5 separate regions of the Mus musculus genome follow, and all the other regions are linked to region 1. The links are chromatin loops, found by intact Hi-C in ENCODE. Cell type or tissue: gastrocnemius. All regions are shown on one strand. Links, peaks and the distances in the headings refer to the core of each region. The heading gives the core; the rest is flanking DNA. Region 1 overlaps Arhgap6 (Rho GTPase activating protein 6). Region 2 overlaps Arhgap6 (Rho GTPase activating protein 6). Region 3 overlaps Arhgap6 (Rho GTPase activating protein 6). Region 4 overlaps Arhgap6 (Rho GTPase activating protein 6). Region 5 has its middle 44 kb from the start of Msl3.

Region 1 (6,311 bases), core at 786-5,785:
GGTCCCCATCTGCCTGTTATTTTTCTCTTCAGAATCACAAACTTGGTTTGTGTGTTATTTAAAAGGGCCCTGTGGCCAAACCTGAGTATTAACATGTGACACCTCATGTCTGCACAGCTCCAAGGTTCCTATTATGGTCAGTGGATCTGGGCGTGGCAAACCCTCCCAGGCCTTAGGCATCTCATCATGTCTGGATTCACCTTTCACCATCCTGCAAGATGAGCTACTCACCTGCCCTCTAACTACCTTGCTGGCTTTCCCCAAGCCCTGTGTACCCTTTGACCCTTTAGTATCCTTGTGTGTATGTCTGTGATGCTGCAGAAAAAGGTTTCTTCTGTCAATTTATCAGAGGAAAAATAATAAATCATCTCATTACTAAAACCCATGGCATTTTCTCCAATATTGGCTATCACAATCATTGCAAAATGATTTCTGGAAATTCCTTGTTATTCTCTCTGTGTTTCTGTCTCTTTCTCTCTGTAACTTTCTTCTTCTTCTTCTTCTTCTTCTTCTTCTTCTTCTTCTTCTTCTTCTTCTTCTTCTTCTTCTTCTTCTTCTTCTTCTTCTTCTTCTTCTTTTTCTCCTCTCTCTCTATCCCTCTCTCTCTCTCTCTCTCTCTCTCTCTCTCTCTCTCTCTCTCTCTCTCAGTTTTTCAGGGCAGGGATTCTCTGTGTAGTGCTGGCTGTCCTGGAACTTGCTCTGTCTATAGACCAGGCTGGCCTCGAACTCACACAGATCCTCCTGCATCTGCCTCTTACATGCTGGAATATAGGAATAAGGCATGTACCATCACCACCACCATCACCACCCCACCACTACCCAGGTACAATATTCTTATTTATTTTAATTTTTTTGACAAAGTATCATTTATGTGGTGCTGGGGATAAAACCCAGGATGTTCTGCATGTTAGACAAGCAGTCTAGTAAGTGAACACTGCCCACAGCCTCTTCTCCTCTTTATTAGAAAAAGTTCTATTTATATCCATACATTTTGGCTGTGTATATGAGTAGAGACATATCAGGTTATTGGTAGAAGGAGAACTTGGACTCCTAATCTTGTCTGAAACTGAAGTTTGGAGTTCATTTACATAATTTTATGCATCTCTTTGTCCTTCTAAGAGATTTTTATCCTTTAAACTGAATTTTTTTTTTATTGAACTAGTCTTTGCATTTTTCTAATCATTAAATTTCCAGGATCTCTTTACTTACTCTTAGTCTCATTCTGAGCTGTGAAATAGGATAACTATGTGTCTACAGTTCATGTTTTAATAGTTTTTCTAGTTTATGCTCAAAAGCAAGTAGAAAGATCCTATTCTCTTTCTCAGGTTCCAACTCTATTTCCTTTTGCTGTTGCATCATTTTGCCATTCTCGCATTTCTGACTTGTCCTCACTCCTTAGCCTACTGCTTCATAAGCCAAAAACCAACTTCATTTTTAACCCAAAGTGAAATGAGAATTAAGTGATGCTTGATGTCATTTTCAGAGGGGCAGAGCAATACGAGAAGAACCACTTTCCCCACAATTATAGTGGCTGAAAATTTGTGTGTAAAATTCAGTGTCTGGATCTGATATTCATATCCAAACAAGAAAGCTACTTATGGCAAGTAGCACAGGGCAAGACTCAATCTAAAACCTGGGTAATAACTATTACTCTTTGTAAGGTTTGTGTTTCTCCTCAACTGGTGTGCAGAGGCAGGTAATGGATAAACAGACAAGGCGACCCAGCTAATCAGCTTAATCTTAGATCTCTCTCTTCTTAGTTGGAGCATCCAATTTAAGAAGGCACCAGGCAAGCCCTTGCAATCCCAGGATTGCTCCTCTTTGGGATCCTTTGATTTTGCTGTTGTTTTTAAATCATATATAATTATTGTATGTGTTGCATGCATTCAGTCATGCATGTCGGAGGACAACATTTGGGGACTGATTCTCTGCTTTGACTGTGGGTCATGAGGATGGAAGTCAAGTTGTCAGGCTTGCATGGCAAATGCCTTTACCCATGGAACCATTGCCCATACTGAGCCAGTTCTGGGCCTATTAACTCACTTTAGATAAAGAATACCATTAGCCATTAGAGTTTTCAGATTTTTTTCTCCACAGGGAACTGTGAAGCCTGATGCTTTCTTGTGGGACTTCCGTTCCTGCTCCTTAGAAATTCATTGGCTGATCTAAAGATATCCTGCAAAAAGGCTCATAAAATGACAAGCCTTATTGATTTTGGAATGTTCTGGTGAATGCTATTCCAACTGATGTCATTTATGTAGAGGAGACTTTGGCTAAAGGCTCAGAGTGATGTTTGCCAAGAGAAACCATGATATCTAATAAACAACATCAAGTTTACATATCTAGACACAAACATAATTATCATTGGTAGTAATGTGACTAAAGGCTCTGTATACACTCCTCCATTCAGGTATATTTCTAGCCAGTGAATCTAAGGCAAATGTGATATCAACATAACCTGCTTTGGTCTTGCTAGATTTGACATTCAATATAGGTGAATTTTCTTTTTTTTTGGTTTTTGTTGGTGATGGTTTCATTTGTATTTTGACTTGCTTGGGTGAGATCTCAGTGATTCCTGTGATTTAATAGTTTAGCAAATACAGATTCTATATTTTGAACTTGTAGGTGTGGATAGTATTTATTCTGGGCATGTCCTGAGCAGCCACATCTTTAGTTCTACCATGTCAAAGCTAGGTTGTTGACTGTGAGAAGGTCTCCAATCATAGAAAGAATTATACGTAGTGAGTGATAATAAATATACCCTAGTGTATGACATGAAGCCATCCATATAGTATATGTATTCTTGGCTTACTCTTTCCAGATGTCAGTGAAAATGGACCAAAACTCATCAAATGTAGAAGCAGCTTTCATCAATATAGCTTTTTGGAGGTGTGTCTGAACATAAAAGCATTTTCTATGAAATAAGCATTAATATGTTGTTAACAACAACATACCTACCTCTTTGCTTATCTTTGCCATGATACACATTGAAAGGCTTTTGAGACCAATTGTAACATTTAAAAATACATCTAGAATGAAGTTAAGATGATCTCTATACTTTTAACAGTGAAGGTGATATTTTTTTATTAGCTACTACTGCAAATAGCACAGCCTATGATCCATTTTATTATAGGAGAGTTTGATTAAGCCACCTCGATGTCCTCATCACCATCTTCATTATTGCCATAACAACACCAACCAACTCCTTCGTTTCATCAACCATTATTGTCATTATCATTGTTTTCATTTTCCTTGTCATTATTTAATATTTGGTTTGAAGAAGCTAAATGGATACTTATTTCTATTCTGTCAAGTCACACTAGTTTGTCCTCTTCCTTGCAACAAACACCTGTTGGTTACTGATCATATAGTTTTGTGCTGTCCAAATTTCAGACCTTTATCTTACACAACAATTTTTACTTGTTTCATCTTACAACAGGAAGACAGAAAACCAAGACAGTTAACTTTGTCATCTGTTGTCTTCCAGGATCAAAAGTAGCTGTTGCCGCAGTGTTTGGAATAAAAAAACTTAAAAAAACTTTGTATACAGAAGTGATTGGTACAGCCTTTGCTCCTGAATTCATGCTATCAGATATTTTTATCCTGTTAGGAAGTAACTAAACGATTTATTCAACTCTAATCAGTCAGTCTCCTTAATTCCCATCTGATAAGTGTTCCGTGCCTATGTGAGAACGTTCCGTGCTCCCCCTGGTGGCAAAGTGTCAAACTAACAGTGGTGCTCCTTATTGGAGGCTATTGATAAGATTTGGGATAAATGTTGCCTTAACCTTTTGGCCAGTTTTTCGAAAAATTTCATGGCTCCTTGGCTCCTTGGCTCCTTAGCTTTTGTTTTTTGAATAGCATATGACTCTTATCATCTAGTGTGGTTTTGATAAAAGATATTAGAAAAATGGCATAGCACATGGTTTTACAGACAACTAGAAAAATATATCTATGTCTTACAATCAAAAGTTTCAGGATAATCACATGTTCTACATCTTAGCCATGAAACTGGGTTTTAGAATTTTTGATAACAGAAGTATATACTGGGTTTATCTTATTGCCACTGATAGAAATTCTAAATCCTAGAGACATACTTAAGTTTCGTGTTGTTTTACTTCTAACCAATGGCTAGAAGATTATCTGTCTATGGTCACAAAATCTAGAGAGTAGAGTCATTTAAGGACTGTTTTTGACTCAACATTCACAAATTCTGATCTAATGCTGGTTTGGGAAATCCAAGCATCTAAATGAGGAAAGTCACCCACACTCAGATAAGAAATGAATTAAACTTGGTGCGTAGGCCACATACAAAAAGAAGACATGAAAGTAGGAAGGAGATTAGCTAGGGGAAATTTCAATATATAAGTGAGTGAAGTGGCCAGCAATAAAAAAGTTAAAACCTATACAAATACAGAAAATACAAAGTTTTTCTCCAAGCATCCAAGAGGGAAAAGTCTGGCATCCAAAGTCCAAGCCACACGATTAAATATATCTCATTTAATCTGTGCTTCTACTAGTTCTATGGGCAATGAACAATAACACCCTTACCTTAACAGAAGGTATCCTGCTATACAGAACTACAGTGGTAGCATAATGGTGAGAACACATTCTTCTTTAGATTATCCTCCCTCCTTTTTGGAGTCTGTACTCTAAGTCACTGAGCCAGAAACTCTCAGCAAAAACAGTTTGGTTCCCAGAGGGCATTGGAATAAGTGTGGAAGCATTTTAAAGGGTGATGCTTGGAGCATCTAGTGCTCAGCAATAATGGGATGTTACTGAATTAATGCTACTATAATGAAGACTTTCCTGAGTGCAAAAGACTGTAGTGTTAAGGCTGAGAGGCCAATGCTGTTGCAAACATGGTTGGTCCAGGAAGCAGCAGCATCTGCAACACATATTCAATCACAAGCCCCATCAAACCCCCAGTGAACCCACAACTCTTAAGGAATGGCCCCCAGGAAGATATGTTTTACAAGTCCCTCAGGTCCTTCCCATACATGCACACCAAAGAATCTCTACTCTAAAATGCCAGGCTGCCTTGTGTCTGAGTGTCTGCTTGAGCTGGGCACTCTTGATGGTTTCCTCATCACTATTCAGTGTTCCATTATTACATAGAAGTTTCTCTTCAAGCATCCAAGAGAGGAAAGTCTGGCATATATTAGGAACAAGTGTGACTCATGGGGAAATCAGTGTAATTACAAATCCAGGAACCACGCCCAAATGAAAATCTAGGAAGGGAAAATCTTTTTCTTCTTGTTTTCTCTACAGCAGTAGAGAAGTCTTAGAAACTCAATCTAGGCTCACAAATTTCAATGCATACACAAGTTTGGTTTGAATTTTACTGAAAATTAACCTTAATATTGAATTTTATAAAGTCCCAGAGGACAGGGCTACTGAATATTAAATTTGAAAAATCACATTGATTTTCTGAATTACGAACAACACCCAAATAGATCTCATACATATCTTCTGTATTTGTGCAGCTTTTGAACTTTTATATTGTTAAATTTTAATTCATTTGTATAGTGAAATTTAGTTATTTCACCCTCCATTCACTTCAGTCATTCTCCTCCTATCTTTCATGTAATCTCTTTAATGTAGCCCACTTGCTGAGTTTAATTCATTTCCTATCTGAGCATGGAAGATTGTTTACTGGAGCAAGGACAATTTATCTATGTCTATATCACTGAAGAGAATGACAATCTCCCTCCACAACAACTATTAATATCCAATCATCTTTTAAGGAGAGATAGGCCCAATGAATGGCCTTTTATACTGGGATCCCAAATTACTGGGATGCACAGTAATGCTGGTTTTAAAAAAATGCCAAGTTTAGCCCAGCATTTGTAACTTTTTAATATAAAAATTAAATGGATTCATCTTAATTATGATTTAATCATTTTATGGCAGAAATTTTATGTAAATATTTCATTCTGCTAAGTAATCAGAAGTATAAGTAACGTATGCAGAAATGCGACAAGAACTTAAGCAGTCTGCTTATTCTCCTCTGTGCATGGCGCTACGATTCAACTAGATGAAACCAGAAAAGTCAACTCACTTCCCTGCCTGAGAATTTGAAGATAGGAGTAATGAAGTAAATGTGTTCCAGAATGAGTCTTCAGTGAGAAGAGACTCCCAGGAAAATGGCTGTAACAGTTTTCATGATAATTAAAATCCTTGTCTTTAAGGCTGCATTCCATTTTCCTCAAAATTATTAGCATAGAAATCCAAAAGAATATTTCACAGGAAGTGAAGTACCTATTTAAGAAATACAAGTTGCACATCTATCTCAGGGTTGACTGCAGCCA
Region 2 (6,311 bases), core at 402-5,401, 150 kb before region 1:
ATTTCTTTCGTAACTGCAGAATACATTGCTCACTCTCTGATCCACAGTTAGTGCATTTTTGTTAAGGATGTCTGATTTATATACTCAAAGTAGGGCAAGAATCACAGAATGACTCTAAGGTGACTGTTAAGTAGAAAAGTTGTGTGAGGCCTTGACAGAAGTGCTGATCTGTCAATATGTCTATCAAGATTTTTAGGATCTTATTTTGTCTGAGTAGAGCAGGACATGATTATATGGGTAGAACACATTTTCTATGGTTTAAATAATGAACAAGAGCTGGAGAGAGAGAGAGAGAGAGCTTAGAGGTTAAAGGTTAAAGCTCACATTTCTCCAACTTGAAATAATTATCAAACCAACATTATGTTTATTGAAATAAGAAGATTTAATTTGGAGGTTAGACAAGAATAGTTATGTTATTTTAGCTTTAAATATACAAATGGCCAATTCTTTGGAGGGCTTCTAACTTATATCTCTTGGGTATTTTCATACAGTGAGTCTGGGTGGTTCTAGTTTAATGAGCCAGCATTTTGTCGCCACCTGTTGGTTAAAAGCTGATATTTCGCCCAGTGTATTTTAAAACACGGGATTTCTTAAAAACTGTGAATGCAAAGCACTAAATGATGTTTTAAAAAATATATATTTCCTCACATCTTCTTTACTTAGTTTACCATTTCCCCTTTACTATGGACATCATATAATAATAAGACTGTTGGTATTAGTTGGGTAACTCAAACCTGGGAGGAGGAGACTAGGAATAACATACTCTCCCTTCCAAGTATTAACCAAGGCGGACCCTACTTATCTTTCTAGGTCAGGTATGCTCTGAGAGGTATGACCATAGGCAAAATGCTTCCGTTTCTACATAAGTTCTCAACAAGTGAGTCTCTTTGGTAGAAGCTCTTTTTAGTGACCCAGCTGCCCAGGCTTCTCCCAGCTTACTGACAGCCAAGAGTGAGGGCAAGGGCCATCTCACTTTTTTTTTTTCATGGCTAGATTAAAAACATTTCAGCATTTGTTTCCTATCCAGTCTCTATCCCAACTATTTCATCTATGCTGATATAGTGTGAAAAACAACTGTAGACAATATGTAAATGAATAAGTGTGGTTGTGTGTCAGTAAAACTTGAATTTCAAATGCTAAGATCTGAGTTTCATATGATTTCCATGAAATTTCCTTCACTTCAGAATGTTCTTCAACTATTTAATTGTAAAAATCGTGTGTGTGTGTGTGTGTGTGTGTGTGTGTGTGTGTGTTCAGGTTAGAGTTTACTCCTACTCTTGAGGTCTGGCACCCTTTCCTTACTGCAATGGTCTGAATAACAAATCAGGAGAAATTTCTCAGATAGCTTGGAAAAGACACTCCACTGGCCAGAACTCTGTAGCATGCCTATAGTCGGGAGGGAGAAGGAAAGGTTGGTAATCATAGACCCCAGTAAGTTATACACTGTGACTCCCAAAGCACAGCTTCTGTTGAGAATGGTGCCATCGGTCATGAGTCCTAGCTATCGGGAGGCTGAGGCAGGAGGATGACCATGGTCAAGTTCAGCCTGAGCTGCATAATGAGCTCCAGGTCATGCGAAACCACCAAACAAGCAAGCAAACAATATGCTCCACAATATAACTGAATTTACGTATTCATGATTAGTTGATGCCATTTTGTGAATACTGTACTCTTCATAATCTTTTTTTTATAGGTATTGCGTTTTTAAACTCAAAGTTTTCAAGTTCAGTAATATGTTTAGGTTGTAAATAACAAAGGCACATGACTAAGAAATGACAATTACAGGGAGCATATTAGTGAACAAAAAAGAAATGGATTTTTGATGAAATCATGTAAACTGTATGAGAGATTGTATCTTTGGATGGATTAGTTTAGGGATCTTATTGCCTCAGTGCTGTTCTTGGTTGGAACTAACTTTCTCAAGGGAGAGCATGGGTACAATCCTGGAGGGGTGCGTAGTATTAGATTCTGCTTTTGCTGCTTAAGGGAGCGCACAAGGAGGATTAAGTGTTAGAATACTGTACCCAGCAGGTCAAGGTAGGGGATTTCTGTAAGCGTCAGGTCATCCTGACCCACAGAGGGGACTCTGTCCAATATATACACATATGTACATATGTGTGTATGTATATATATATATATATACACACATATGTGTGTCAATTAGAGCAAGATCAAGTTTGTCCGCCTCTCATTTTAGATGCACCTGGCTTTTGTTCTTTTATTTATTCACTTTATATTCTGATTGTTGTAGTCCATCCCAGTTGCCTCTCTCACAGTCCCTCCCTCCATCCCCCTTCCCCTTCTCCTCTGAGAGGGTGGAGCCCCACCCTGGGTATCCCTGACCCTGACACATCAAGTCTCTATAGGGCTAGGCACATTCTCTTCCACTGAGGCCAGACAAGGCAGCCCTGTTGGGGAATGGATTATGAAGTCAGGTAACAGTTTTAGGGACAGTCCCCACTCCAGTTGTGCAGGACCTACATGAAGACCAAGCTGCACATCTGCTACATATGTGCAGGGGACCTAGGTCCAGACTGTGTAGATGCACCTGACTTTAACGATTGCAATGCCAGGATAAAGCTCAATGCTTAATATAGTATGAACCAAAAATTAAAGTATTTTGTTTATAGTGTATATGTGCGTGCATGCACACCAATGTGTATGTGGGTGCATATGAACACTAGTTCATATGTAGAGGTCAGAAGACAAGTAGCAGGTGAGATCCACAGGGTGGAGTCATGGAGGCTGAACTCAGGTTGTTACGTTCTACAGCAAGTACCTTTTATCTGTTGAGTCATCTCTCTGGCCGCTGTAATGAATTTTAAAGAAGCAAATTTCAAATATTGATATTTAGCATGTGATGCAGTCCAGGATTAAGAAAGAAATATTAGAGTTAAAAATACACGAACCTTGAAATGAAGTGAAACTGAGGAAAGTTCATCCAGAGATTTTGACAACTACAAAAAGCCCCCCCCCCCTTTTTTTTTTTTTTGCTTCTTATTCCACTCACCTTGCCAGCAGAGGGCAGCAAGGGCTCATACAAGAAATGGCATGTTTGCACTTCGCCTTAAAAATAAATAACCTACCTGACTACCTACCTACGTACTTGTTGACCAAAATGAAAGCTTCCTGTATACAAAAGAGGGCAAAACAAGGCGTTAAAGAAATCCTGAATTTAGAATGTCCTTGCAAATTCACTCTGCAGGCAAATTGATAGATCTGTGATATTGATGCAATACTACTAGACCTTCCTCTTTTAAACATGACAAAGGACTAAATGTAGAAAAATGTTTGGGAAAGTTGTGGATTCATTCATTCATTCATTGGACATCAATTCACTAATATGTTCTAGTACTTGATTCAGAGACTCTGGGATGAATGTTACATACTCATTTTTCCAATAACCTATTACAGATTGCCTAAATGTAGCATAGCTGGGCTGTAATTGACATTCAAACAGCATGGTAGGTAGTAAGGCTTGACTTGAATTTCCAGAGGACAGTGCTGCCCTGTTGTCCCCTCCTCCCCCACTGTCCCTTTACTTATTCTCTTTCTAACTACCCAAAACTCTCAAGTTTTCTTTATATTCAACAAGTTCTCTACTTCTTTGGGAATTTGTTTTGCTTGTCCAAGCCTAGAACAAATTTTTATACCTGTCTGCATGGCCCATATTGTGCTTTCACAACGTCATATTTTCTCTCTCTCTCTCTCTCTCTCTCTCTCTCTCTCTCTCCCTCTCTCTCTCTCTCCCCCTCTCTCTCTGTGATATTCATGCATGATTTTTGGGTGCACATTCATGTGCCCACATGCAGAGGCTAGAGAGACATGTCAATTATAGCTTTATGCCTTGTTGCCTGAAGACAGGGTCTCTCATTGAATCTGAAGCTTATAAGTTAGGCTATGCTGGTTAGCTAGAGCTATCGGAATCCACACAGTCCTGGGATTGCAGCATTCATATCCATGCTCAGCTTTTCCTGTGGGCATTTGGGAATTTGCAATTTGTCTTAAAAACAAATAACCTACCTACCTACCTACCGACTGACCAACCTACCAACCTATAGACTTACCGACCTACCTACCTGCTGACAAAAGTGGAAGCTTTCTGTATACAAAAGAAGGCTAAACCAGGCATTAAAGAAATTCTGAATTTAGAATGCCCTAAATTCAGATTCTTATGCTTGCCCATAAAGGGCTTTTACCTACCAAGTCATCACTTCTAGGCCGCTTACAGTATTTACAACACAAGTACGTTGTATTTCTTTATCAGACAAGTTTACTTGTTGACACTCTGTGTCCTGTGGAAAATATAGGTTTGAACATTTGCCTAAATACTTGAGGGGTCCTCCTGAGGAAAATATTGCTAGATAAATTTTCAAATTTTGGCTTACCAGAGAATTATTTCATTAAGAAAAGAGCCAGATATTGTCAACACATTGATTAAATTAATCATATTCTAGTGTAAATGTCTCTATTTTCTCTTTTGAAAGATTTATTAGGACAGTCTTAAAGGTTCTCCAATGTCTGAAATCCAGGAGACACTTCACTTGAAGCCATACTTCAGATGGCAATCTCTGTTGATAGTGTTCACAGCTGACATTGATTGAGTGCTTATGTTCCAAACATTATGCTAAATACTTGGCAGTTTTCCTCTAGAGCAAGGAGCTGGGAAAAGCACAAGGCACTGGGGTATGGAGATGGTGGTTTTGCCACACTTCTTTCAGGCATAGTTCTCTTTGGGCTGGCACAATGCCAGACATTCCATTGCTAATTTGCTGATTTGAATAGTTACTCTCTTTCATTACTGGATTAATTTTTGTAATGTTTTGATAACTGAAACTGTCTAGATCAGACTTGGATGGAAATAGGGAAGGTGAAGAGTTCCCAGGGATTTGTTCACTTAACTTGTCCACAAACCTAAATAGAAGCTTTGGCTTTAAGAGACCTGCCATGCTTGACTGGTGTATAGGCAGAGATCCATGAAGGGCTCCATACTTGGGTTCTGTTGCATGAAGATCTGGCTAGAGTGATTCTGTATTAGGGAAGCTTGGTAAAGATGTTTGCTAGAAGCCTTCAAAGCATCTGAAGAATCTGTGTTCATAACATTCTAGAGATTAAAAGGACAGACAACCTGTCCTAGTAAGGGTTGCTATTTCTCTGATGAAACTCCATGACCAAAGCCACTTGGGGAGTGAAGGGTTTACTTGGCTTGCATTTCCATATCACTGTTCATCACAGAGGGTAGTCAGGATAGGAACTGGAACAGGGCAGGAACCTGGAAACCGGAACTGACGCAGAGACCATGGAGGAGGGCTGCTTACTGGGTTGTTCCATATGGTTTGCTAAGCCTGCTTTTTTTTTTTTAATAGAACCCAGAACGACCAGGCCATGAGTGGCCCCACCCACAATGAGCTGGGCCCTGTTCCACAGATAACTAAGAAAATGCCCTATAAGCTTGTCTATATACAGAAGCAATTCCTCCATTGAGATTCCTTCCTTTCAGTGACTTAAAACTAGATAGCACACAACTTCTCTAGTTTTGCTAAGAAACTCAGTGAGCCCTGCTAGGCAGCCCTCCTTCCAAAACCTATCCAGTGAGACATGAGGGTCAGCGTATGCTTTTGTAATAATGAGGACCTGTGTGCGACTGAATGACCTTGGAAGTGTACTCTACTTAGATTGCACCTCTCTAAAAAGAATTCATCTCCCTCTGTGCTGAAGGGATAATGAGTATAATACTTTATATAAATAAGCCTCAGAAGAAACTATATTCTTAGTCTATTAGGAACATAGTTTGCTTAATAAATAGCTAAATATAGTCCATATGGCATTTCAGAATGCTTTAGAAGCAGATGGACTACAGGACACACACACACACACAAACACACACACACACACACACACACACACACACACACTTGTGTAAAATTATTTTTAGGAACTTTTTGTTAAGGAAGCTGACATTCTAATCTCTCATGAATCAATTTCCTAGGTGTAGTCTATTGTCAAAAATCTACACAATGGTGGGAATTATTAATACATTACATGATTTTCAAATGAGTTAAAATGATTTTACACAATAGTATCAAAGTATCACATGAGAGACAGTAAAATATGTATATTGAGATAAATAATTGAAATCATGGTTCCTGATATCAGCTCACCCACCTGCTATGATGAACTTATTTTCCATGTATTAGATATCAAAATAAGAATATAGTGTGCATATTTTCAGATACTGGAACCTATAGTAAGGTTCAGAGTATAAAATGTTGTCTGACCATTGAGTTCTTCCAGAAGGAGTTTGTCAGATG
Region 3 (6,311 bases), core at 602-5,601, 220 kb after region 1:
GTCATGTACTCTTGTAGGCACTTCTGGTCTCTTCTTACTTTGAATGTCTTAGTCTGCCTTATGATCTTCTGATACCCTCTAAGGCAGTTATTCTCTACCTGTTGGGAGAAGGGAGGAGAAAGAAACTGCTGGTGGCAGTAGGGCAGTGTCCCCGAGGGAAGTTCAGAATCCAGAAGTATTGTCTTTCTCTGTGTTCCTGTAGCTGGAGTCCATGTGGGCATTACCAGCTGTCCCCTTGTGTGAGTGTCCTACTACTGTTATCACTCACAATGGAAGCAACACACAGGTTAGCGCTCTTGTGGTTTGGGAAGTCAGAAATCAGATGGGTGCCTTCTGTTCTAGAGGATCTAGGGGACAATACATTGCAGGGCCTTCCGAGCTCCTGCAGGCCTAGTGCCATGGCTGTTTCTTTCATGTCTGAAGCTACCAACAGAACAGCATCTTTTCTTTTGCCTCCCTCCTGCCCTTTGGATGATATCAGAACTATCTGGGTCCTTGAGGAGAGTCACTTAACCTCCAGAACCAGGGGCATACGCAAAGTTCATCCTTTGAAGTTCTGAATTCTTGGGGTCATGACACACATTTACTGTATATTAATTCTGTTTCTCAGAAACGTGTTATAGAAAGAGCACTTTTGGTCTATCTCCAATCCAACAAATTTCTTGAAGAACACATCCAAATAGTATTGTTTTGCCTCTAGTAAACCTTGAATACTATATTTTATGCCAAAGAAATGTAATGATATTTATTGGTTTCATTCTTAACGATCTCTGTTGTGAACCCCTTTATCTGTCTTTCCTAGAAATGTCAGAGGAGCCTTTCAATATCTGGGGAACTTGGCATTCAACATTAAAAAGTGGATCCAAAGACCCAGGAATGACAGGTGAAATGCCATTTTTAAAATTATTTGCCTTACCTTTAAAAACATATTTTCCCTCTCTCTTCCTTGCTGTTGTATAAGGTAGCTGCTTGTCAACCATTGTTCAGAAAAGACTGAAAAGAGAAGAAGGGGACAGCAGTTCTTTGGGCTTTCATCCTCAATATTAGACAGCAGTTCACTGCTGCTCTTTCCCTAAAGCCTCGGTTACATGGCAGTTTATGTGGCTTGGCAGCTAATCTAAGCCTGTGAGAATCTAGGTATGTGTCTAGAGTGGCCACATAAATGGTTCTACTATCAGAGAGAACTGCCATCACTGTTGCTAGGGAAATTTTCTTTTCAGGTAGTTAATAGCTGAGAGCATGCTGTACAGTTTCAGCTACAGAAGGAAGTATTAACAAAAGAAAAAAAGAGAGAAAAGAACAAGCAGCGAATCCCCAAGGCACTTGTCCAAACTAACCCCAGACCTTGCCTTTCCGGTTCCAGGCTCTTATGGCGACATTTTTGAAAGCAGCTCCCTCCGACCGAGGCCTTGTTCTCTTTCTCAAGGGAACCTTTCCCTGAACTGGCCTCGGTGTCAAGGGAGCCCGACAGGGCTGGACAGTGGCACTCAGGTAATTCGGAGGACTCAGACGGCGGCCACCGTGGAGCAGTGCAGTGTCCACCTTCCGGTGTCACGTGTCTGCAGCACTCCCCACATCCAGGACGGCAGCAGGGGGACCAGGCGGCCTGCAGCCAGCTCTGATCCATTTTTGTCCCTAAACAGCACAGAAGATCTAGCTGAGGGCAAGGAGGATGTTGCCTGGCTGCAAAGCCAGGCCCGACCTGTGTACCAGAGACCTCAGGAGAGTGGAAAAGATGACAGGCGCCCCCCTCCTCCTTACCCGGGGTCAGGGAAGCCTGCCACAACCTCTGCCCAGCTGCCACTAGAGCCTCCCCTGTGGAGGCTCCAGAGGCATGAAGAAGGTTCAGAAACAGCTGTGGAAGGAGGCCAGCAGGCCTCAGGGGAGCATCAGACCAGGCCAAAAAAACTGAGCAGCGCCTACTCCCTCTCAGCCAGCGAGCAGGACAAACAGAACTTAGGGGAAGCCAGCTGGCTCGACTGGCAGCGAGAGCGGTGGCAGATCTGGGAGCTTCTATCAACTGATAACCCCGACGCCCTCCCGGAAACCCTAGTATAAGCCCGCCAGCAGCTGGAGCCCACCCTTCCAAAACACATCTTCCGGTCCAGACCCGGAAACCTTGCCTATGGACAATTGGACACTTACTTGTTTTTCTTTTTTGTTTTTCCACACTTTGAAAAAGCAACACAAAAGAAAGTCCACTTATTGATTCACTTCTACCCCTGCCATTTATGGTAAGATTCTATTGCATAGCCAGCCTTAGGAAAAAAACAAATAAACCAACAAACATGACAATTCCCAAGCTCAAAACAACCCACATTGGCTCTATGTAAGAAACTCTTGCTTCGTTATAGCTTAATTGTATTTGTGTCTTCAATTTTGACTATTGTATATTCTGTAACAAATTATGTATATCAATATGATATATTCACAGAGAAGACAGAACAATTAAAAATCACTGCACTTATATTACACACTGAGATATATTAAGCAACCAGATTCTATATGCTCTGGAATATGCACAAGCGGGTATCTGTGCTTTTTGCCATCACCTTTTAACTGGGGGCAGCCCCTCCCTTCAATGCCTAAGGAAATACTAACCAAACAAGAGAGAAAATGAGAAGCCATATTTTTATATAGTATTGAGACACAAAAGTTGTAGTCACTGAATGCTTTTTCATAGCAAGTATGTTTTAAGGAAATATTAAATTTGATACATTGTGAAATATATTTTTAGAATCTGTTTAGAAAGGACTCAGAAAATCAAATCAGAGACAGGTGGGACCCAAGAGTACTTAAGAGAGTTTCTATTCCACTCTAGGTCAAATTTAATTTTATATAGGCCACTAATAATATATATTTATAATGGATTACTTTTATGTATTTTTCAAAGCTACCAACTGAAATCCAATTTTAAAAAGCTTTAAAATCCAAATACACATTCAAATTATAGATCATTTCCCCCATCTGCCCAGTTATCAATATTAGCTCAATTACAAGCAATTCCTTGTAAAGTAAATCCTATGGGGGGGGAGCAAAAAAGCTACATCTTTGCGCTTACATTGTACCAAAGGCTGAGGAAATGTGTCTTGAGTATCTTCAGTAATATTGTGTGTATTGTAACGTATGTGTTACTACAGTAAACAGTACTTCAACAATTTCAAGTGTTACAACTGCAAAACCACTTTTGACCAGCAGGTGGCAGTTTGCTTCAGTATTTTCCATTGTTTTGTTTTGTTTTTCAAATCAGAAGGGTCAGTGTATTATATACTAAGTGGGATATATATGACGTGTTACTCTTAATCTTCATGTTGGCAGTGAAATTTTTCAGTGGTGTTTATTAAAATTCTACCTTGTGCCATGATGAGTAAAATGTTAAGTAAAGATTTGTTGTCAGCTCTTAGTTTTCATGTTGGCAATGAAATTTTTCAGTGGTGTTTCTTAAAATTCTATCTTGTGCCACAATGAATAAAATGTTAAGCAAAGATTTGTTGTCCGTCTTTAAATCTAACGAAGGAAGTCACATCCCATTCTACATAGATAATTCGCTACTCCCAAATTCAACTATATTACCTGTTTGCAATTCCATAAATATACACATACAGTTGGAGAGCTAGATTTTAAAATAGCCAGTAGCTTGGGGCTTGGGGACCTCAAGTCAGTGCTACTTAAATATGTAGAAATCCACAATGATCTGTTGCAACGAAAGGCTGGTTTTTTGTCACTTAGAAAGTGATTTGACTAGTTGACTCTAGCTGCATATGTATCAAAAGATGGCCTAGTCGGCCATCACTGGAAAGAGAGGCCCATTGGACACGCAAACTGTATATGCCCCAGTACAGGGGAACGCCAGGGCCAAAAAAAAAAAAAAATGGGAATGAGTGGGTAGGGAAGTGGGGGGGAGGGTATGGGGAACTTTTGGGATAGCATTGGAAATGTAATTGAGGAAAATATGTAATAAAAATAAATAAAAATAATTTTAAAAAAAGTTTAAAAAATTAAAAAAAAAAAGGAAGTGATTTGACGCCTAACAGAAACTCAGGGTTCATGCCTCTTGGCCAGGTGTCACTCAAAACAGTCGTTGAAAATTGTGTCTGTTCCATAGGCCTCAACATGCCGGACTGGCTCTAGGTATGGACTGTAGTGCTTCGTACTTGGGAACTAGTTGGGTGATCTTTGGGCTCTCACTAGGCTCAATACTTCTGATATTGGCTCTGAATATGGACAATTTGTCTGAAGCCCTCACTCAGTTCTGCCTTATGGACCCACTCAGACCACAGGTATATGGACCACAGGTATATGGACCACAGGTATATGGACCACAGGTATATGGACCACAGGTATATGGACCCACTCAGACCACAGGTATATGGACCACAGGTATATGGACCACAGGTATATGGACCACAGGTATATGGACCACAGGTATATGGACCACAGGTATATGGACCACAGGTATATGGACCACAGGTATATGGACCCACTCAGACCACAGGTATATGGACCACAGGTATATGGACCACAGGTATATGGACCACAGGTATATGGACCACAAGTATATGGACCTACAAGACTCACAGTGGTTGAGCACTCAGGTGGCTTTTCTATGCCACTCATCTTTATCCCAGTCCCTTGAATTTGACCACGGTCTGAAAAATTCTTTCTCCTCCTCTGAACCTCCTGATATTCTGGACCTCCCTCTCACCATATTTACTGTGTTATTTAAATCTTTTAAATTAAATGAATCAAATGATAGATATGAGTGGAAGGTATATCCATGTGACTAGATCTAAATTGAACAGAGAAATCAGCTGGATGCCCATGCCCTCTATTTCTTTGCCCGTTTAAGCTCTGGGGAGAGTTTGTTTCTTCTCTGTCTTTATCACATTGCAAAGGTAGTGCTTTTCACACACGCATAAGCTCTCCAAAGATGTCTATGAAGACTTAATCACTTCCTTTTTGGATCTCTGGCCAAAGGGCCAGAGTAGTGATGACAGAAACAGCCAAATACACACTTGTCTTGATCACTCGAAGTACCTATTAGCATATGTTTCTTGTGGGCTTTGATAGAAAAAAACAACCATCATATGCCCATGGGGGGTACAAATTGAGGAAATTTATAAATAAGTCCAGCTTGCTTCTTTTCTTATGCATATTTTAATACACATCTGCTTGGCAGAGAAACAGTCCTGGGATTAAATATAAAGCGATACTGGAACAAAGTAGAGGCCCACACTGTCTCTTGGTCTGATAAGCAAACAGCAGGAGGTAGATTTTACTGAACTAAGAAGAAAGGAGTTGTCTGCAGAAGAGTCACACAGAGATGAAAACAGGATGTGTTGACCAGACAGAATTATAAAACAGCAGCTAATGTTCTTCAAGACAAAAAAAGCAAAGCAAAACGAAAGGAAAAACAAAGAAACAAACAAACAAGAACTACCTACAAGCCAAAGGAAAGTTCTAATCAAGGATGGCAGCCTGGATATTTTGAACGGGCATTCAGTATACCTACCTAAAATAGTCCTCAATCTACCATAGGGGGAGAAGGGTCAATCAGCCAATTCTCAGTCAGTTCAAGCCAGCTACTGTCCCCTTAGTCTACAGTGACCAAGTTAGTCTAGTTTGCTGCAGCTGGGACACGTTTAGCAATAACCAAGCACAGCTAGTTGGGATGAGGATATCGGACATTTGATCTTAGTACTTCTCAAGTACAAATACTAAATAAGATACAGTGCCTGAAAACTTAACAACAGACCACATGTTAGTCTTACTATGCCCCATGTAAAATCTGGGATATACTTATACTAAAATTATAGTTCATCCTCTGAAGTACTGTATGAGATATGGTTATTATTAAAAAGATAGTCTTTGTTTATCTGGCATATACTTGCTAAATCTGGCAACCCTAATCTCTAGCCTTAATATCACACTTGGCTTTCAATGCCGTGCTTGAAATTTTTACTGAATGTCCCATAGTGCCTCAACAGTCCCGAAGGGCAAGCTCTATATAGGTCTTTACTGCTATGCTGAAACCCGATTTCACATTATATCACCTCACATCTTTGGCTAGGGAGCTCCTGCGTTCCTGAGGTCTCCCCTGGTGTATTGGGCATGTTTCCCTTCACTGTGACAAAACACTACGCAAAGAAAATTTAAGAGAGAAAAGACCTATTTGAGTTTATGGTTTCAGTGGAAACACTGCATTATGGAGGGAGCGCGTGGTAGAGTAGTCTGAAGGCTATGTGGACAGGCCTCCTTACACCTTGGCTGCAGAAATGGGAATGCTGGTGCTATACTAGCCTTCTCCTGTC
Region 4 (6,311 bases), core at 937-5,936, 49 kb before region 1:
TTGTTTGTTTGTTTTTTGAGACAGGGTTTCTCTTTTCTCTTTATAGCTCTGGCTGTCCTGGAACTCACTTTGTAGACCAGGCTGGCCTCGAACTCAGAAATCCACCTGCTTCTGCCTCCTGAGTGCTGGGATTAAAGGCGTGCGCCACCACGCCCGGCCGTATGGCTACTTTTTAAAGGTCATAATTAAAGCAAATTCTGGGGCAGCCCAGTTTTAAAAAGTATCTTGCTCAGAAGTAATAATCAAAAGACTGTGTTGAAGAAGTTTTATAAAAACAGTAACTTGCTTCTTGCTTGTATGTATTGATAATGTAACATTCCTCATAAAAATAGGGGCTTAACTCAAACTCCAAGCTTATATGACAAAAGAGAAATTCCTGAAACCAGGGAGTTCATGTTTGTTTGTATAAAGGAGCTAGAGAAAATACCCAAGGAGATGAAGGGGTCTGCAGCCCCATAGGAGGAGCAACAATATACACTAACCAGTACCCCCAGAGCTCCCTGGGACTAAACCACCAATCAAAGAAAACACATGGTGGGATTCATTGCTCTAGCTGCATATGTGGCAGAGGATGGCCTAGTTGGTCATCAATGGGAGGAGAGTCCCTTGATCCTGTGAACGCTCTATGCCCCAGAATAGGGGAATGCCAGGGCCAGGAAGCAGGAGTGGGTGGGTTGGGGAGCAGAGTGGGAGGGGGGGGAATAAGGGATTTTCTGAGGGGAAACTAGGAAAGGTGATAACATTTGAAATGTAAATAAAGAAAATATCTAATTTTTAAAAAAAGAGAGAAAGAAACAGAGCCCTGCTGTATTTCTGAGGATAGCCTCAAGTTTCTGGCAATCCTCCTGCCTCAGCCTCCCTAAAGCTGAGATTATAAGCATGTCCTGCTTTAGAGGTCATCTGGGTAGACAGTAGTGCAGCAAAGATTTATAAACCAGGCATGTCATGGTCAGTCCATCATATCTCATTTTTATGTACGCATCCTCCCCAGGCTCTGGCAGTTGCAAGTCTCAGAAGGGTCTAAGCTTGTCAAGTGGGCAGTAGTTCTCCATTTTCTTTGAAGACTTCCTTCTAAGGGTTATTTTTCAGCAGCAGAGGAGAATGAAAGTAAAAGGAGGAAACTTGAATGCATCCTTTTCTCAGACCTGCCTGGTCATGCTTGAACAGTGAAGTCTCTAAAGTGAATGGGGTTGCCTCTGTCCTCCCTCATAGCCAAGGGATAGGGGACTTGAGCAAAGTAGACTGCAGGGAGAATGAGAGACCCAGATGAATATCTGGGTCTTGTTTATAAGACAGGCAACATTCTGGCTGCAAATTTCTGTTTGAGGAGAGGTTTGACTTTTAAGTTTATTTGTTATATTTTATGACAGTGTAAAATACACATAGAAAAGAGTATAAGCTGCACCAATCAGCTAAACTCTTGATGCAATGGATTTTTACATATAAATATACAGACCATCTATAGCACTCTAGTACATGAATTCTTATAGGCTACCTTCCTAGTCTAGACCACATTCCCAACCTTGCTAACTGTCATTGTGATCTCTGTCACCATGCATCACATATGTCTATTCCAGTTCAATATTTGCATTTCAGTTGCAGAATAAATAAATGGAATGTTATAATATGGATCCCTGTGACTTCCTCCTCCCATATAAAGTTTGAGGAATGGATTCACACTGTATGCTTTGGTAGCATTGTGCAGTGTCCTTTTTTTTTTTATCTCCATTGAGTAGTAGTCTACTGTGTCCAAAGCCCACAGATGATTTATATGCTTTGCTTTACATATGTTTGGACTGTTTTTACTATGAGTAACTATGTTTGGAGGCATTATGAGTACTGTTGTATATGATGTGGTCATTTAAATTATTCTATGTATAATCACAAATGGAATTGTTGGATGAGAAGGCAGACATGCAGTTAGCTTCAGTATATAGAACTATGCAGTTTTCCAGGTAATTGGACCACTGTCAAATTATCCAGGTAGCTATCTCCAGAATTCCTGAACTTTGTGCTCACACTTACACTGTTTGTGATATGTAGGCTGCCAGTTGTTTTCAAATAATTAGATGTCTGTTGGTGGATGAGCTTGTCCAAATGGATTTCACAGGGGTCACAATCCTACTTTCCTCTCCTTGCCTCCAAAAAGATTCTGTCAGAGGGTATTTCTGCGGTTTAATATAATGGGGCACTGAAGGACCACTTCCCATGCCATAGCTACCCATCTGGGGCCTGAATAGGTTCACTGCATGGTTCTAGAGTCTCCACACAGTCTCCAGATTCTTCTGCCACCCTACCCCATGCCCTATACCTCTTCTGCATTTCTTTCTGAGGAAACTTGCTGACATTTTTTTTAATGAGGTGTTTTAAAGGACAGCTTTCCATGGAGGGATTTTACAGCAGAAGCCAATTGTATGAGTTATTTTGAAGCTCCAGTGTGTGTGCTAAAAACGAGTTGGTTTACCTGGCAGTGTTTGCCATTAGTTATCCTCTTTATAACTCCTTGTTCAATGCTGCCGCTTACCTACCCTACAGTGTATGCCCAGATCCAGTTAGGGTGTGAACTCACTCCTGTTGTAACAAATCCTCTAGGACTAGCCCTTCAGCAGGTTTCCCTACACTGCTTGGCTAGTGTAAGCTCCCTTAGCCACCACTCTTTCCGGATCTCCTAGCTTCAACAGGTCCTGGGGGGACAGTAATACTTACATCCTTCTCAAACACCTGAGATCTCGAAGAGTCTCAGCACTTTGAGACTCAGATCAAGACTTTCCAAAACCTTCAACTCCACCCTCCCTTGAGAAGGGTGGGAATCGCCTTCCAGTGGCAGAAACCCAGCTTCTTCAAAGTTACTCAAAAATATCTCTCGAAAAGCTCTTCTCTCTACAGGTATTGAAGCCCCAGTGTTGATTGTCAGGGCCAGCGGGAGGAACTGAGTGCTAGGTGGCGGGACATTGGCCAGCCTGACACCTGTCTTGGGCGACCTCTGTGACTGCAGCCTCCAACAGCTGGCAGCGGCCACTGCCTCAGCAGGGGCCCGCCAGGAGCGGAAGGAATTAAACGCCCGCCCATCTCATCAGACTTGGCCGCTCCCTCCTCCTCCTCTCCCTCCCCCCTGCTCGCTGCCTCCTCCTCCCGGTCCCCACAGGCTCTGCCGCAGGACTCAGTGCCAGCTACGCTAGGAGCCAAGCTCAGGCTCAGAGCGCTCAGAGCACAGCAGGGCTGACGCCCAGGGCTTTCTCTGAGATGGCAGTGAAGTAAGGGGACCACTTGATAGACGCCAGGACCCTAAGCTGAGCTGGAGAGCCTGCTGCTCCTCCAGTAGGGGACATGGGGGACCCGTCCTACAGCGAGAAACCCCGTCTGCACTACGCGGTAAGTGAGTGTCCCGACCGGCGAGGAGACGAAAGGGGGCGCCACTTGGCTGGCAAAAAGGATACTGTGTGGAGGTGATGGGATTCTTGTTCTCAGAGGTCTTTTGGCTTGGGAACAGGGCTCGGGAATTGGGTGTGCCGGGTACCTCACCCAGGAGTGCCACCTGCTCCAGAACTAAGTCAACCATGCTTCTCAAAATCCCTGAGTAAGAGTCTGTGTGCTGAGTGTCCCTGTTCCTGTGACTTGAGCAGTGGTCACTTAGTCCACTACCTGGGCCTGGACCTCTTTACTACCTCGCTGTTTAGGACTAAAATGTAGGTCTTCTGGGGCGTGGCTAGCCTTCGGTCAGATTTAATGCAAGGACTAGAATCGAGCTAAAAAGAAGTAAAGGCTGCCCACTGATCTGAACACAGTGGAGTTGCTGAAGAAATGTCGCAGGGAGCTTTGAGTGCACCGAGTTTACTCCTTGGAAGGAGTTTGTGCATTTCCTTAGGAGTTTGCAAAGGGACAGAAGGTTGCCAACTATCTGCTTAATACCAGCGAGTCCTCTGTTGGAGTCTTCTTTTATCTCACGGTGATCTCTCTTCCCTCTGTTGACTTAAGTGTCCCACAAATATTTATTGAGGACTTATTTTGTGCTGAACATTGTTCTAGGGTCTGTAGGTACCTACCCCAGCATATGTGCTAGACAGAAATCTCATTGAGCTTGTGTCCTTTGAAGGAGTCAAGGTTTTACGTTAATGGCTAACCAAACAAGATTCTAGATTAAGCTTAATTTTTTTTTTTTTTTTTTTTTTTTTTTTTTTTGGAGAGGAAGGAAAGCAAGCAAGAGGGAATTACAAAGGTATTTGACGAATGAGCACTACTTCTGAAGATTGCCAGGAGGGGGACAGGCAGCAGGTTTTGGATATTTTATTTTCAATTTTGAAAATCAGTAGTTTTGAGGTGAAACATCACTGTTGTTCTGCTCTCTGCTACTTTACTGAGCTTTTCCTGACATGCTTTTCACTGTTGAGATCGAGCATTTGACTGCCAATTAAAACAAACAAACAAACAAACAAACAAAAAACTGGAGAGATACAGACAAGACAGAGAGCTGACAAGTAAAACAAAATCAATATTCATAGTAAGGCAAAGGCAGTTAGCTGTCTAGAATTCACATCTTCCCAATCCACTTTCTATATTAAAACTACATATATTTTTTATTTAAAGGAAGGATTTGATGTGGATATGAGCGGTAGGCTCAGAGGTTCAGAAGCTTCCTGAGCTGGTCCTGGATCAGCCATCAGGGCAAATCGAGTATGTCTCGAATGCCACTTTCCTCCAATGGAAAGGGGAGGCTCTGAGCTAGGAAATTGTTAAGTTTCTTTCCAAAGCCAAGGTTCAAGGAACAAGAAACAGTTCTTTCTCTGGTTTAGCTGTAGTTGTTTGTCTGGAAAAGTCAAGTGAGACTCTTGTTCAGTTACTGATGCTTGTTTATTTCTGCAGAGACACTGGCCACTCCAAGATTGACCTTTTAAAGTGGTCGTAAGGATAATCAGGTTTCTGCAATCGTTATTTGTGCTCTCTCATCATCTGGCTTCCCCATAGTTTTCATATTTTGAGTTATATCCTGGTGCCTTTTGATTTGTGATTACAGGTTGTTTTGAGGCCCTACTTAGAGAGCAGGCGAGGGGAGGAAAGGTGACAACTGGCTCCTTACTTAACAACCTATATAACCATTCAATGAATGGGTTTTCACTCCATATACAAATATATTAACGCAGCCCAAGAATTTTATATTGTTATTTTAATTCATCTCTCTCCTAAAATAATAAACTCATGCTCAACCTCCTAGTAATGTTTTCTCTAAGGCTCTGAGTATTTGCTAGTAAACAGCCCTTTGTACTAGCATAGGTCACCATGCACATATATTTTGTATTAAGACAAGAAAGGGGAACATTTTAGAAAGAATCTACTGTGAGAAATCAACTGGGCTCTAAATATTTCTATATATCCTTTATAATGATAAAGCAGTTGTATTCAGGAGCCTCAAAAGCATCGTAGGTGGAAAAATGTTCCTTATAAAGTACAACCTGTGGCTTTTCATACTAGCAAGACCATTAATGGCTTAAGAGTCAGGGATGGACTCTATGTACCTTACTAATTTGAATTTCCAATAATTCTAGGCTTGGTTTTGTCCTTCAGCTCAAATACTCTTGCTTTGCTTTATGTGATTTCGCTGCTCTATGGCTTTTATGGAAAATAATTCCTTTCTATCTGTCTTTAGTACCTCTTCACTCACACTCCCCTGAAATAAAGCACAGGAGATAAATAGTTAATATACTTTTTTCAGAGCTTTTTATTTTCTGTCCAAAGTAGACTCCATATACTAAACAAGTGTTTACCATTTATTTGCTCAGGAAAAAATAAACATATGTGGAGTGTCTATTGTGTGATAGGTATTTGAGCAATTTCCCAGACACAGGACACTGCATTTGCCTCTTAAAATTCACTTTTAAGCATCACTGAGAAAAATGCCTAATTAATAAGAACATCGAACATGTATAGTATCATTTTCAAAGTATGTTACCACAATGTTTTTCTTTATCTTCACAGTAGAAGGTGATAGCAGTTTATGTTTTTATTCAAAGTGTTCCTTCTGTGGTTTTCCCACATTCAGTTTTTGGCTATCCCGTAATTCCACCTGCGTGTTGTCCTTGATACCTCTTGGTGACTTGATCAGATTTTGAGATACTTGCTCTGGCTCCAAATTGAAGTCAGAACAAGGTATATCTTAAATGCATCGTTTATTCTAACGTAGATGGGAGAGTTGAGCTGTATTGTCCATAGCTAGGAAGGATGTAGCAAACAGTTGATGTATTGCAGAGCGGCTTAGGAAATCAGACCTATCAGACTTAGTTTGGATGGGGTTTGTAGGAAATAGAGTATAAGTAACA
Region 5 (6,311 bases), core at 668-5,667, 370 kb before region 1:
AAGGGACTCACCTTTGTTAAAGAATCTACAAGGCTGACTGATTATAGAGGGCTGGAATATTCCATGTCTTGAGCCAAATTATCTTGGGCTATCTTTCCCCCCTCAATAGCCATTCATTTTCTATCTCTCTGTTTGACCTAACAACCTTTTGACTATCAGGTGACGTCTTTCTGCTGGTCTTAACAAACTACCAGCTTCCACCAACTCAAAGGCCATCACATAGCATCCAAAACCTTGAGCAAGATTTCCCCAGTTTTCTGTAACCCAGGTACCTGAAATTCCTACCAATGAATTTTAAAAGTACTTGTTTTATAACTTTCTCACTATGAAACTTGGGAAATTGTAGTATTGAGACACACTACTTGGGGTGGCCTAAATCCATGTTCCTCGGGTATGGTCACTTACATTTGGCTCCAGAACATACTATCTTATTCCCCCCCCCCCCCAAAAAAAATCAAGCATGGTGACTTACACTTGTAATTGCAGTGTTGGGAATGAAGAGATAGCAGGATCTCTAGGGTTCCCTGGATAACCAGCCTAGCCGAATCATGCGCTGATGAAAGACACAGTTTAAAAACAGGTAAATGGCATTCCTGAAGACTTTGCCTGTGTTTGTTCTCTGGCCTCCATGTACATACTTGCAAGCATGTGCTTGAACACACAGGCATGCACAGACACATACATGAACATGTACAGACCTGTGGGAATGGAGTAAGTAAATGAGGCAGACTAAAGTCTCATGCAATAGCTAACTTATTTTCAAAGCACCAGGCAGTTTATGTTCTGAGGATTGGTGGGGGAGGTCACATGAATAAAGTGTACAATCACAAGGACAAGCTATATGTGGCAGGCAAGATGCAAGCAGCCAAAACATGTTTTCTCCACAGAGGCCTATAAACAAATAATATCCAGTTGTAATGAGTAATACAAAGTAAACTCACTTTCATCTACTAACCTGGGAGGGTCGTGAAAACAAAATCCCAAAGCAGTTGTGTGCTTTTGAAGAAACCGATCTCAAGGCTCTTGTCTTGTTTCCTTGGAGTTTTTTTAACAAGCACTCAGAAATCTCCTCACGTGACTGCACACTTGGACTATGTTCTGACCATAGAGAAAAAGGAATGTAAAAATGAAAACAAGTGGAAGGTACTGGAGAGTCTCTCTTGGCCTCTGCTGGGTGACCTGGGGGAAAGAGACTATAGTTTCCAGGACTTAACCTTGAAAGAGATGACATTCAAAGGAAGTCAGAGCAAGATGTAGTCTGAGGCTACTAAAGCCACTGACTGTTGTTTTGAATGTTCAATAATGAAACAAGGGTAATTTTGGTTTCCCTGTGACATAAACTCATGTCCCTGTTATCAACTAATGTTAAACTAATAGCACAAATTTATTTTTTCTAATTAATATTTCACGAAAAAACTCTCATTGATTTCTTTTTAAAAAACAAATAATAATATTTAAAACTGTGTGTTTGCATCAGAGGACAAATTGGATTGTTGGTCCCTGCCTTCTACATCACTTAAGGTGGGACTTCATTTTTGCCACTGCATATGCCAGACTAGCTAAGCGGTGAGTCACTGCAGATTCTCCTGTCTCTCTCGCCCAAGTCACTACAGGAGTACTGGGATTACAGATGCATGCTACCGTGTCTGACTTTCATGTAGCTTTTGGGATCTGAACTCAGGTCCTCATGCTTGCAATTTGTCTATTAAGCTGTTTCCTCAGCCTCCAAACGAGCCATTTTTCTTTTCTTTTCTTTTTTTTTTTGACATAATAGTTGCTGCACATTATGCATTTTGATCATTTTCTCCCACAATTCTAGATCACATCCCACTTCCTCTACCCAGGAACCTCTTCTTCCCAACAAGTGCCCCTACAATAGAATAGTCTTAATTCAGACAAGGAACTGGTACGTAGAGAGCAGACAGGAGAGATATTATCCAAATAAAAAATAACATAATCACCCAAGAATGAGAAGATACTCAATGTACATAGAAATTTATTATGTATCCCCATTATTTATTATAAAAATAGATAATAAATTATCATGTAAGAGTTTATGTTTTGATTTTTCAGTTATGTTTAGCAATGCATGACTATCTCTGTTCTATAGTTTGATCTTTTCTTTAGAACTCTCTCAGTTCACAATTCTCTCTATAACTCTGTCTATTCTGTTATTTAACTCCCTTGATAACTGCTCTGCTTGAATGCTCAAATCTGATTATTTGATTACTTTTGTGCTTTGTTATTAGTCATGACATTTGATTTCCTTTATGCTTTCTAAACTTTGTGAGTTCATCTTTAGAAATGACTCTATAAGGTTCCTTTGTACAGCCTACTTTTTGCTTTCAGGGTCACTTGTCATAGATCTATAGGGTTCAACTTTCGTCAATAAGATAATTGTTTATATTCACAGATATCCACATTAATTTTTGCAGAGACAAAGAGAAGCTGCCCAGTTGACAGAGCAGTGCAATTCTATCACAATCATCCTAAAGGATGACGAGGAAAAGGGCTTTTCATTTAGGTTAAACAAGGGTCTACCAACCATGTCTTACTGGACACCTCCCATATCTTGTCTGCTTTTCAAGGCCTATAACCTAAGAAGGCTTTTTACATTTTTAAATGGTTTCCATTTTCAATTATGTGAATGTATTTGTGTGTGTGTGAAGTGGGTATGTGCATGGGAGTGCAGTGCCTGTGGAGCCCAGAAGCTGGAATTAGCAGGAGGATGTAAACTTCCCTATGTGTGTGCTGGTAACTGAACTCTGGTCCACTTCCCTTAACTAGCATCCTCCTTAGGCCCTGAGCTTTGACATTTTCAAGTGCTTGAAACAAGTATGAACATTCTGTGACATGTGACAATGGCATGAAATAAAAACTTCACTATCTATAAACAAAGATTTCCTGGAGAACACCATGTCGCATTGTATACATGTAACTCTAGTCCTCCAGAAGCCATGTTTAGTAATTCAACAAAGACCATATGGCTCACGAAGTCTAAAGTGTTTACTATCTGGCCTTTGAAGAAATATTTTGCTGGATCATTTGATTGCAATCATTACTGGTTTGAAGATGAGAGTACGCTCCTTAGATGTCTGTTAAAATTCTCTGCTGGTATAAGAATCAGAATGTGAAAGATCAAATTGAACACTGTGAATATTATCAACCCTTTGAAATATCACAAGGACTTAAAAACCCCCTGTCCTCCCAGAAAAATATGCCATTTCCCAGCATGACCACCAGATGGAGACTCTCCTGTCTGTTTAATGGTATCAGCATTCTACTTAGGGAAATACTTTGTGAGTAATTAAAATAAAAACAAAAACAAAAAACCTCTCAGGAATATGCATGTGGAGATGAGCTAGATCATACCAAACTCAGAAGAGTTTTCGTGAGAAAACAGGGTAAGGCTGAAAGTTTAGCTTTGGTGGGACTGAAACCTTCCCTGGTGTAAGCAATCTATGCTTAGTCTCAAAATATAACATTCAAAGAAGAATATACTTCCCCGCAGGAAGATACTAAACTGTAGTGGTAGAGAACTATTTTTTAAATATCTCCTTGACAGTTAGTTTTTAAACTAAATTACATTTTTTATTTTGTTTCTCCTTTTTGTATGGGGGCTGTCTGTGTATGACACAACATCTTATGTGGGGTCAGAGAATGACTCGGGCGGAGGCAGGAGTTGGTTCTTTCTTTCCAACATGTGGGTCCACAGGATCAAACCGAGGTCTTCAGGCTTGGCAGCAAGGGCCTTTATCCACGAATCCATCTCCTTGGCCCAATACTTCATCACATAAAAGGAACACTATATTTGGCTCTGTTGTAGGTGCCATAGTTTCAATATGAGATGAGCATATTGATCAAAGAAACATGTGCTAGGAGCTTGGTGGGCAGGGTGCCACCTTCTCATGGAATGATGTGGTTATTTCAGAACTGAGCTCCTTCCCATGTGGATAGGTTAGTGTAAAGCCAGTTCAGTTATCTCACTTCCTGTCTAATTCACCGCTCAATCTGGGCCTCTCAGGTATGTTCCCACCTTTGTGATGACATCTGCATGAGGTTCTCACTGGAGCCAAGACACATCCCTGTAACACTTTAGAGCAGTGCTTCTCAACCTCACTAATGCTGCGACCATTTAATAAAGTTCCTCATGTTCTAGTGGCCCTCAGCAATACAATTATTTTGTTGCTACTTCATAACTGTAGTTTTTGCTACTCTTAGGAATCATAATGTAAATATCAGATATGCAACTCCCAAAGGGATTGTGACCCGCAGGTTGCAACTGCTGCTCTATTTATTTTTATTTTATGTGCATTGGTGTTTTGCCTGCATGTATATTGTGTAAGAGTGTTAGATCTCCCGAAACTGGAATTACAGACAGTTGGGACCTGCCACCTGGGTATTAGAAACTGAACTCTGGTCCCTTGGAAGAACATCCAGTGCTTTTAACTGCTGAACCATCTCTCCAGCCCTTTTACAATTTATCTTTATTTTAGAGAACAGCTCCTCTAGGTCCTTAAGAAATAGGCTAAACATCTTTCCTTTATCCAGTATTCAACTGGAGATATTTATTTATTTATTTATTTATTTATTAGATATTTTCTTTATATACATTTTAAATGCTATCCTGAAAGTTCCCTATACCCTCCCTACTCCCTGCTCTCCAACCCACCCACTCCCGCTTCTTGGCCCTGGCATTCCCCTGTATTGGGGCATATAAAGTTTGCAATACCAAGGGGCCTCTCTTCCCAGTAATGGCCGACCAGGCCATCTTCTGCTACATATGCAGCTAGAGACATGAGCTCTGGGGGTACTGGTTAGTTCATATTGTTGTTCCACTTATAGGGTTGCAGACCCGTTCAGCTTCTTGAGTGCTTTCTTTAGCTTCTCCATTGGGGGCCCTGTGTTCCATCTTATAGATGACTGTGAGCATCCACTTCTGTATTTGCCAGGCACTGGCATAGCCTCATACGAGGCAGCTATAACAGGGTCCCTTCAGCAAAATCTTTCTGGCATATGAAATAGTGTCAGGGTTTGGTGGCTTATTATGGGATGGATCCCTGGGTGGGGTAGTTTCTGGATAGTCCATCCTTTCATCTTAGCTCCAAACTTTGTCTCTGTAACTCCTTTCATGGGTATTTTGTTCCCAATTCTAAGGAGGAATGAAATATCCACCCATTGGTTTTCCCTCTTCTTGATTTTCTTGTGTTTTGCAAATTTTATCTTGGGTATTATAAGTTTCTGGGCTAATATCCACTTGTCAGTGAGTGCATATCTAATGACTTCTTTTGTGATTGGGTTACCTTACTAAGGATGATATCCTCCAGATACATCCATTTGTCCAGGAGTTTCATAAATCCATTGTTTTTAATAGCTGAGTAGTACTCCATTGTATAAATGTACCACATTTTCTGTATCCACTCCTCTGTTGAGGGGCATCTGGGTTCTTTCCAGCTTCTGGCTATTATAAATAAGGCTACTATGAACATAGTGGAGCATGTGTTCTTATTACCCAACTGGAGGTATTTTTGTTATAGCATCTTGAAATAAATTAAAAGGACAGATATTCTGAAGATAGAAACTTACAATTATTGATGTTAGGTGATGTCTTCTGTCTGGGCCTGACTGGAAGGAGAGCTGATTGATCAAATTACCAAGTTTAATTAGATCCAAGGAAATTGGGGGCCTACTTCATGGGCAGCTGCTCTGATATGTGGGTAAGAGTGCAGTAAGCCCTGTCTCCAATTCCAGAAAGTGCAGTCAAGGTTCCATGCAAATGAAATGAGCCTCAGACAGAACTCTCTCAGGAATATTGTGGCTAGAACATAGTTTGGAGAAGTGTTAGATGTAATGAAGGGTTCTGTGATGAGATGCCAAGTGCAAAAGAAACAGGAGCCATCCTAAAGATGCTAAACTTAAAAGTAGAATTGGCTTAGGTTGAGTCATGTTGGGTTAATCTAGAGCCTGAGAGTTGAAATGTCTTTTAATTTTTCATTATAACAAAGGATCTTGCAATGGTCCTGTTCCTTAATTCACTGACTTCAAAAAAATGCATTTTCCAAAAGCTACATAACCCCTCATGATATAGGTAAGTGTAGAGATTTCCATCCAAGCACCTTCTCCATTCTTAGCATAACACTTGTTTTCTTCTGCAGCACTGAGAACAGAAGCCAGGACTTTGTGCATGCTAGGCAAGCACTCTACCACTGAGTGATATCCCCAGCTTCTCAGTAAAATATCCAAAGACACCTCCAAAACATATCCAGGGCCTGGTGCAAAGTGCTTTAAAATGAGCGGTTGTAGGACTCTAG

What was found. A loop is a pair of places that touch in the nucleus more often than their neighbours do. Peaks named below come from ENCODE experiments on the same cell type or tissue, not always from the same donor. Only the 100,000 strongest peaks of a DNase experiment are listed, where the experiment ranks them.
Region 2: a loop joins it to region 1, with 14 times the contacts of the local background. A loop is called at or near these places in 20 of 42 quality-filtered maps.
Region 3: it touches region 1 in a loop (5-fold over the local background); 5 of 42 quality-filtered maps call a loop at or near these places.
Region 4: it touches region 1 in a loop (3.0-fold over the local background); 8 of 42 quality-filtered maps call a loop at or near these places.
Region 5: it touches region 1 in a loop (3-fold over the local background); 4 of 42 quality-filtered maps call a loop at or near these places.

Annotation. Positions count from the first base shown.
Region 1 is chrX:169,082,357-169,088,667 of GRCm38, forward strand. All of the region lies in intron 1 of Arhgap6 (Rho GTPase activating protein 6), which reads left to right. Among named protein-coding and RNA genes, the nearest start is that of Amelx, 100 kb to the right of the region's middle. In gastrocnemius, for the core only: a CTCF peak has its summit at 3,718 (motif pointing left); a DNase peak (open chromatin) is centred at 3,714; H3K27ac peaks cover 544 bases.
Region 2 is chrX:168,935,119-168,941,429 of GRCm38, forward strand. All of the region lies in intron 1 of Arhgap6 (Rho GTPase activating protein 6), which reads left to right. Among named protein-coding and RNA genes, the nearest start is that of Arhgap6, 140 kb to the left of the region's middle. In gastrocnemius, for the core only: CTCF peaks have their summits at 540 (motif pointing left) and 3,035 (motif pointing right); DNase peaks (open chromatin) are centred at 536 and 3,032.
Region 3 is chrX:169,300,954-169,307,264 of GRCm38, forward strand. Arhgap6 (Rho GTPase activating protein 6) reads left to right here. Exons shown (of 13, transcript NM_009707.4): 12 at 803-883; 13 at 1,364-3,487. The coding sequence ends at 2,058. Among named protein-coding and RNA genes, the nearest start is that of Hccs, 16 kb to the right of the region's middle. In gastrocnemius, for the core only: a CTCF peak has its summit at 3,193 (motif pointing right); DNase peaks (open chromatin) are centred at 1,870 and 3,190; H3K4me3 peaks cover 387 bases; H3K27ac peaks cover 1,496 bases.
Region 4 is chrX:169,033,495-169,039,805 of GRCm38, forward strand. All of the region lies in intron 1 of Arhgap6 (Rho GTPase activating protein 6), which reads left to right. Among named protein-coding and RNA genes, the nearest start is that of Amelx, 150 kb to the right of the region's middle. In gastrocnemius, for the core only: a CTCF peak has its summit at 3,384; a DNase peak (open chromatin) is centred at 3,122; H3K4me3 peaks cover 2,478 bases; H3K27ac peaks cover 2,465 bases.
Region 5 is chrX:168,714,929-168,721,239 of GRCm38, forward strand. No RefSeq gene overlaps it. Among named protein-coding and RNA genes, the nearest start is that of Msl3, 44 kb to the left of the region's middle. In gastrocnemius, for the core only: a CTCF peak has its summit at 3,232 (motif pointing right); no DNase peak of the experiment used is centred there.